2 separate regions of the Homo sapiens genome follow, and region 1 is linked to region 2. Evidence: read pairs that join two places in POLR2A ChIA-PET (ENCODE). Cell type or tissue: Panc1. All regions are shown on one strand. Links, peaks and the distances in the headings refer to the core of each region. The heading gives the core; the rest is flanking DNA.

Region 1 (4,398 bases), core at 217-4,216, 1.1 Mb after region 2:
TTTTTTTTTGAGACGGAGTCTCGTTCTGTCCCCCACACTGGAGTGCAGTGACGCCATCTTGGCTCACTGCAAGCTCCGCCTCCTGGGTTCACACCATTCTCCTGCCTCAGCCTCCCAAGTAGCTGGGACTACAGGCACCCGCCACCACGCCCGGCTAATTTTTTTTTTGTATCTTTAGTAGAGACGGGGTTTCACCATGTTAGCCAGGATGGTCTCGATCTCCTGAACTCGTGATCCGCCCACCTCGGCCTCCCAAAGTGCTGGGATTACAGGCGTGAGCCACCGCACCCGGCTCAAAAGTTTTATTTATTCATTCACTCAACACTGTTTTAGTCTGGATTTAATCACAAGCAGACCCTGGGACAAGGATTCAGGACAGTGGTTTAAGGGAAGAAACACTTGGGAGAGAAGTGGAGATGCCACAGTGGGGAGGAAAGGCTGTCACAAAGGGATGTTACCGAGCCTGTGAAACTGTGGGTATGGGGAACACAACCCCACAGGCAAACTCTGGGAGCAGGGTAGGGGCTGCTGCCTCTCGACCTGAAATGCACACAGGAATCCCCAGGGTTGTTAAGCTGCACATTCTAATGTCAGCAGATGTGGGCAGGGCCTGGGATTCCACATTTCCAACAAGCTCCTGGTCTGAGGGTGAAGAGTGCAGACCTTATGACTTAGTGCTATAAACCCAAGGGCCATGGAGACTGGGGTACATTTACACTGGCGTTGAAGGCTGCTCCAAGGTGTTATTCCTGGGCACATCCAGCAGGCACAGATGGAAACACAGAGCTGCCTTCCAAGACTTCAGAGAGGCCTCAGACACAGAGGCAGAGAATGGCCACTGAAGGGGTTTGGCAATGGGCATCTGTTACACTTACTGGGCACTGATGATGGACGCATCATGCAGTCTGCCAGGGATACAGCAGGGGAAAAATGGGTTAACATTCTCTGTCAATGTCAATGTATATTTACATCAAATGAGTGGGATCTATCATAGCTCAGGTAGGAGTGCAAATGTGAAAAATGATGCCAAAAAGTGGGTTAGAAAAGTGTCAGGGTGAGAGGGAGCAGAGTTTGCAATTTTGGCTAGACCCTCTAAAAAGCTGACTCTTGAATAAAGATGTTAAAGGTACAAGAGTGAACCTAGGAATACCTGAGAAAAGGCTATTCCAGGTAGAGGCAGGATCAAGGGAAAAGGCTCTAGTGGACCCGGTAGGTTCAGGGAAGAGTAAAGTTACTGAAGGAAAGAGCGGTAGGGACAAGGTCAAAGAGGCTGGGGTGGGGGACCAAGTTCTGTAGGGCCCTAAGGATTTGGTTTTTGCTCTGAGTGGTGCCGAAGGCTACTGGGGGTTGAACAGAGGAGGGAAAAGTGACTTCTGGATGTGGTGGTGAGAATAAACTGCAGGAAGCAGGGGTTGAGGCAGGGAGCACAGTGAGAGGGCTACTGCCTAAGCCAGGAAGAGGGCACACAGAGCTTGGACCACTGGGGCACAGTAACAGCGGCACTGGGGGCTGAAAAGTAGGATTGCAGATGTGTACCAAAAACAGAGCTAATGGACTTTTGCTTTTATACATTCTTAAACTGCTTGTGGGGCATAAGGGAAAATCAGGTGTCAAGGATCACTCCAAAGCTTTGGATCTAACCAACTGAGAAGACAGAACTGCCATTATCTGAGAAAGGGAAGGCTCGCGGGAGCAGTTTGCGGGGAGGGGGAATCCAGCAGTGAGTTGGGAGCGTGTGAAGTTTCAAGTGTCTGGTTGATCTCCAAGTGAATGTGTCAAGAAGATGGTTAAACTACAAATGAAGAGTTCCAAGAAAATGTCCAGGCAGGAGAGGTGAATTTGAGAGTCATCTGCCTATAGGCTGTATTTGGATCACAAAGGCTGTTTCCTGAGAATATCAAAATTCTGTGTTACCAAAAAGAGAAAACAAAAGGACTTCGGACTGAGCACCTGGGGCACAAGACCTGGAGGACAGAGTATGGCACAGAATTAGCAAAGGAGACAAGACAGGGTAGGCCAGGGAGGAGGAGGGAAAGCTGGCAAAGTTGGTCTCAAAGGAGAGCCATGATTAACATGCTGGGTACTGCCAGTGGACCACGATGAGGGATGAAAATGGACCCCGACTTCCCAAGGAAGAGGAACTGGTGACCTGGACGAGAACAGGATTTGCTGAGTGGAAGGGGTGAAGGATTCATTGAAGCAAGTTCAAGAGAGAATCGGAAAAAAGAGACAGCAAATATATCAAAGGGTCTGCTGTGGTGGGCAAGAGGACATGAGATCGTAGTTGGAGAGTAAGTAGGGCTAAGAGAGAATTTTCTCTAAGATGGAGGAGGTAACAGCATGGTGCAAAACAATGTGAATGATCCTGTAGAGAGAAGAGCAATGCCAGGGGCAGTGGCTCATGCCTCATCTCAGCATGCTGGGAGGCAGAGGCCAGAGGATTGCTTGAGGCCAGAAGTTTGAGACCAACCTGGTCAACAAAGTGAGATCCCACCTCTATATAAAATTTAAAAAGTAGTAGGCACAGTGGTGCACGCCTGTAGTCCCAGCTACTGGGAAGGCTGAGGTGGGAGCATCACTTGAGCCCAGCAGTTCAAGGTGCAGTGAGGCATGATTGCACCACTGTACTCCTGCTGAGCAAGACCCTGTCTCCAAAAAAAAAAAAAAAAAAAAAAAAAAAAAAAAAGGCAGACACAGATGGATCAGATGGATTTAGAAGAGAGAAGAAATAATTAAACATTGTTGGGGCAATGTCCTGCAAGAGGGAAGAGAGGACCAGAATGGTTTTTTGGGAGCTTGGCCTTGGCTTACAGCATGGGATGGAGGTGGGGGCAGAGGTTCAACCATCTCCCCCACCCCCCCGCCCCCCCAAGAAGAAAAGAGTAGTCATGGATGATGCAGAAAGAATTATGAATTGCTTGCAGGAGGCAAGAGAGGACCAGAATGGTTTGGCTCTTGGCTTAAAGCATGAGATGCAAGTGGGGAAAAGGATCAACCATCCAAAAAAAAAAAAAAAAAACTGCAAGCAGAGAGGTTAATAGGAGACCTGGTTATTTCACTATGATCCAAAATTTAATCTGATTTTAGTCTTTTGCTTCTAAATTGGCTATTATTAAACATAGGTCAGAAGAAAACCATTCAACGCTCAATTAGGAAAGAGATCCCCCAGTGAATTCTTTAAAAGATTGTCAGGACAAAACAATTACCTTTATATACTAATTTGTGGCTTGATACAAGTACATTTAGGAGTAACATGTACTTGATCTATTATATTTAATGTAAACAATATGGAACCTTAATGGTAACAAGTAAAAGCATTCACAAGGAATATTTCCAACATATGTTGTGGTGAATATCATTAGCTGAGCTTGTCTTCTAAGTGCATTTTTCAATGGTGCGATAGTATTTATTTACCCTGTGTTATTAGAAAGTGAATAGTCAGTAGCCTTCAATTTTCACATCAATTGCAGAAAAAAGATTCCATTTTCCACACAGCCTGGAATTGAAATTGACTTAGCATCTCAGAACTGTCAAGAATTTCTTTTGCGAAAAGGTTTGCTTTAGAGAGACTATCAAGTAGGTGTCATCCTTGACACCTGCATTCTATATTCATGCCACAGGTCTATGGAAAAGAAACATTAAAGAATGTCAGAAAAGGTCTGAGAGAGGCCCAGCCGTCATGCTTTGTGCCTCCTCAGCTTCCTCTGCATTCAGCCTGGGCGCTGTGGATGTCAGAGGTTCTCTATTTAAAACTGCTAACCAGGAAAAGAAGAATACTTGAAGAATATGATATCAGCTACCTTAGAACTTGTCTTTGCTAGCAGGTCAGTTGGACATTTATTTTCCTGTGTTAAAAATGGGAACCTCTGTTTCAATTCAAATTAATAGAAGCATACATTAAGTCCTTAGGATTTACAAATTCAGAACTCACTCCAAGGAAACCTCCCAGGGTGTATAATCACAAAACAGAGCTGTTCTTTGTCCAGGTGACAAACAAGAAAGCAAATAAAATTATGTAAAATCTCACTGTGTTTCATTTGGAGAAGCATTGTTTTCTATGTGCTTACTTTAACTGTATTCCTTAAATCATCAGCAGATTGCACAGGATGCCACTTGATGTACCAATGTGAAACTGGTCACATTAATCCCCATGGCAATTAGGTCCAAGTCATAAAAAACTAGCATGACAAATAAACACTCTTCTGTGTGTCTCCTTACTAGAACTGAGGGCTTTCACTTGGGCGGGGGCGAGGGTAGAACTGCAAACTGCTTTCAAGTCAGAGCAGAGGTCAAGCCTTCTCACAGGCACTCAACCCAATCCACAATACCCTTTATCAGATGGTTTTCAAGACTTCAGTTATTTATTTTTTTTTATTTATTTTTTTTAATAGAGACAGG
Region 2 (4,398 bases), core at 296-4,295:
GCAGGAGATACATTTCCTTTTGGGAAGGGGGCATAAATTCTCCCCCTCTACTCTACCACGATGAAGACAGCAACATTTATCAGTGGAGACTGAGATAAAATTTGCATAAACACATCTTACTAAAATAACTCCTATTTTCCATTAGTTTCTCATATATGTGTGTGTGTGTGTGTGTGTGTGTGTGTGTGTGTGTGTGTATGTATCTCCTAGTCACTTTCCTACAACTTATCCGCCCTAGAAGCCCAAACCCTCTTTCTTTTCTCAAGTCACTTATCCACAACTTATCACCCATTGTGAAAATGGTGTATAAGCATCTGAATCTATTTCTTTGGTTTTTCATTTCTTTTCTGTAAGGCTTCTGTGCATGTAAAATTTAAAATATTAATGCCTTTTTTCCTGTTAATCTGTCTTTTGTCAGTTTAATTTGCAGGCCCCAGTTGCAACACCTTAAAGAGTAGATGAAAAGTTTTCTCCTTCCCTTACAAGCCTTTCTCACTGGTGTAGATGTCTCTGCTAGTCATGACATTGGCTTCAATCTACCTTTTTAGCCTCCTGCTACACCTCTCTCTTTCCAACTGTATCACCCAGCCATATTATAATATTCGTTGCTTGTAACAGAATATAAGCCTTTTCTAGCTGCATGTCTTGACATACAAAGTTCCTTTGCCCTAAAACAACCTCTGTCTGTTTTTTGACTGGAAATGACTTTTTCCTCTTTTTGGCCTAGTAGGCTAAACCCCTTTATAGCTCATGTCCCCATCACTGAATTCATCATTCTGTTTTTGCTGTACCTCCTTCTAGATTGTTGTGTGGATTTCCTTTGAAAAGCATCTGTTTTTCCCTGCAGAAAAACTAATAAATGCCTACTGAAAATTCATAAAATGCAGTAAAGATGATAGAAGAAAATTAAGTCTCCCTAAGACCATCATTAGGAAATAATTACCAATCATAGCCTTGCAGAGTTTCTTTTCCCATGCAAAGTACCTGTGAATATTTGTATGCATGTTTTTACTTTGAAAAATAAGGTCATATTACCTCTATGCCTGATAACTGGCTTTATAATGGAGTTTTATAGACGTTCTAGTGCCACTATTTTTTCTACATCATAATTTTTAGTGGCTGTGAATATTTAGGTATTGGATCTTACTCAACTGGATTAACATTATCAGCGGGCATTTAATACTGCTTATCTGCTAAGTTCTATATTAAGTTGTTAGGATATAAAGAGCAGTAAGAGTGTGCAAAACGCGAACCCATGACTACCGTACAGACAGGTATCATGCAGCATCAAGGAAAAGGTAAACAATTTAACAGAGAACTGGAGGTGAGGGGAGCTGATTTCTATGCTCAAGATGGCTATGGGGGATAAACAGTAGGAGCTTGTGAGTGGACACAAAGGAAAAGACTGTTCCAGGGACGAGGAGGAGCAGGAATTGCAGAGATAAGCAGGAAAAAATAAATGAATGAAATCATGGACACTAAACAACCTATTATGTTTCCCTCACCACTATTGACATTACTTGTCAAAAAAAATGTATTGCTCTCTAAAGAATATGAGCTCTGGTTGTTTTGAAGTTGAAATGATCAGTAGTCATAAAACCCACTCCAAATCAAACACTACCCATCGTCTTGGTGGCTTAGCTTTTTGAATCATGCTAAGTTCTCATCAACGTCACATGCTAATAGGCAAGACTGGTGACCCAAGACAAGCAGCTGAAAAGACAAAGACACAACCCAGAGTACTTCTACACAATGCCACCCCTCTATGTTTTGGAGGGTTCATCGTCCTAAACAATACTTCCTTTCTTTCCATAAAAATTCAGACACACAATAACCATAATTAAGTAACCTGCTTTCCCTCAACCCAATCAGCTCTGCTCTAATCACCATTTTCTTATTTTGAAAGAATATCATTATTTCACAGCTGCTTTATTTTTAATTAGAAGATGGATGTGATTTCACATCTGAGTTGGATATACTTCTGTTTAACATTAAGGGTGATGGTGAGGGGGTGTGATGATGGCGGTGGGCAGGGATGGAATGGAACATCAAATGCATTCACTGAAATTGTTGAACATTTCCCTCTGTGTGTGTGACAAACATAAACATCTGGTATTTATCGATGGCATGTAGGCTATTTTACAGAACTTTATCAAACTCCTTTTGAGTTCTAGTGGCCGCTTTCTTTTTCTTTTCCTTTTTTTTTTTTTTTTTTTTTTTGAGACAGAGTCTCAGTCTGTCCCCTGGCTAGAGTGCAATGGCGAGATCTCAGCTAACTGCAACCTCCACCTCCCAGGTTCAAGCAATTCTCCTGCCTCAGCCTTCAGAGTAGTTGGGATTGTAGGCCCCCGCTCTCACGCCCAGCTAATTTTTGTATTTTTTTTTTAGTAGAGATGGGGTTTCACCATGTTGGCCAGGCTGGTCTTGAACTCCTGACCTCAAGTGATCTGCCCGCCTTGGCCTCCCAAAATGCTGGGATTACAGGCATGAGCCACCGTGCCCAGCTGGTGACCACTTTCTAAGTTATAATACATAGCGCCGTTGGCACTATAATGATTAGAAATGTGACCCAACACAATACCCTGTTTCCAATATGGATATGAAATTCTAACACTGGTGGTGGAAAGTCTACCCACAACTTACTTTCACACTGTGCTCCACTCACAATGAGAAGATCTTGTTAGCAGATACAGAAGAGGAAACCCCAAGCCTTTCCTTCTGGGTGGGGAAAATTGTGTGAGTAGAGGAAAACAGTTTTCCTCACCACTTCTAGGGGTGAAGGGGCGATGTTTGCAGTTCCTGGGTGGCGAACTCCCACCTCCCCACGGCACTGGGTTCTACCATGCTCCCAACTTACTCTTTGTTGTAAGATATCTACAGGAACCATCCACATGCACCATATGGCCATGGTATTGTCTTAGTAATGACAGGAAACACATTCCCCAGACAAAGAGAAGCAAGGAGAAGCACACATTTTACCAGGAATCACTTGAGGACAAAGCAGCATGTGTAGTAAATCATGTAGCAAATCTTTGCAAACTGCTGGTTAAACACCAGCACGCAGCCTTCCAGCCATGAAATGAATATCACTGCTTTCTATAATAATACATAACCAACCAATATTGGTAATGTCATAACGTGGAAAGCCTCATTTCTAAAATGAAAATCTGTCTTACTCAATAAATTACTGCCCATTGAGCTAGCATTGGCAAGGGAGCGTTTACCAGCTTTTAACACTCCCAAGGCAGGTCAATACAATGGCCTGAAAAAATAGAGGACAAAGAGCTGAGGTCTGATTAAAAACAGGAAAATATTTTTTGAGGGGGAGACTGTCGGATTTTCTTTGGGGCATCTCTGATGACTCAAAGAGCTGTTTAATTCATCACTTGACACTACAAGCTAAAGAAAATATTTTTAAGCAATTGTCTCATTTCCTTAGATAAAACACATGTTTTTTACAGAGCCTGGGCCTGTGAACATCAATGCTATTCTAGGCTCTGTGGGCTTAACTCACAGTACCTGACCATTGTGCTCATTAACTTAGGATCCTGGACTTCTTACTGTTATGAATCTGAATGCAGTCGCTTTAGAGTTAGTGACATAGCTCCCTATCTCTTTCTGTGTTGTGTCCCTATGGTGGTATTACCTAGAAAAAATGCTGATGGCTAAGGCTAAAATTACCATTAATAACCGGAAATTCATAGTGCAACCTCTACGTGTTAGGCATTTTATGAAGGGTTAAATTTATGTACAGTGTCTCTTTCAATTCTCACAACAATCATACAAGGGACATTTTATGGACAAAGAAACAGAGGAACAAAGTGATATGTACCTTTCTCAGAGTCACATAACTTACCAGTGTTTGACCCAGGACTTATACCCCAGAGAAGACTGGTGGCCCGTGTATGAGCTGCTACACCTATGCTATTCCCCAATTCATATTTTATAACCATAATGATTAGAAAGATAGTTTATAATTTCTCAGTAATAATAATTAAATCCAATAGCTTTTCTTTTTGGAGATTCATTATTTTATATAATTATAAGGAATATGAAATGATTTCTGATTGTGTTGACTATTAGTTTAAAGTTAGCACTGGCCACTGAAAAACAAAACTTTGCAAATAATTTATTCATGCTGTCGAAAAACAAAATGGTAGCAACGAAACATTTTGAGCAAAGGATAACAATTGAACACTTTAAAATTAGGGTAAAGAATAAAAATACCCAAGTAGAAGAACAGCGCAAGGCAGGAAAAATCTCACGAATTTTCTTTTAGTCTTAATTGCCTGAATTAATGCCTTTTTCCATAGTTAAATTAAAGGAGAGCATTTTCCTGGGTGGAAACAAATAAAACCTTTGCTCATAGTAAAACAGTCCCAAGTGAATGAACAGATG

What was found. Peaks named below come from ENCODE experiments on the same cell type or tissue, not always from the same donor. Only the 100,000 strongest peaks of a DNase experiment are listed, where the experiment ranks them.
Region 1: POLR2A ChIA-PET joins it to region 2 with 6 read pairs; 2 of 35 experiments call an interaction of 5 or more read pairs at or near these places.

The regions. Positions count from the first base shown.
Region 1 is chr10:34,306,896-34,311,293 of GRCh38, forward strand. The region is part of intron 20 of PARD3 (par-3 family cell polarity regulator); the gene reads right to left. Among named protein-coding and RNA genes, the nearest start is that of LINC02629, 400 kb to the left of the region's middle. In Panc1, for the core only: no CTCF peak of the experiment used is centred there; no DNase peak of the experiment used is centred there.
Region 2 is chr10:33,230,442-33,234,839 of GRCh38, forward strand. The region is part of intron 6 of NRP1 (neuropilin 1); the gene reads right to left. Among named protein-coding and RNA genes, the nearest start is that of NRP1, 100 kb to the right of the region's middle. In Panc1, for the core only: no CTCF peak of the experiment used is centred there; no DNase peak of the experiment used is centred there; H3K27ac peaks cover 3,625 bases.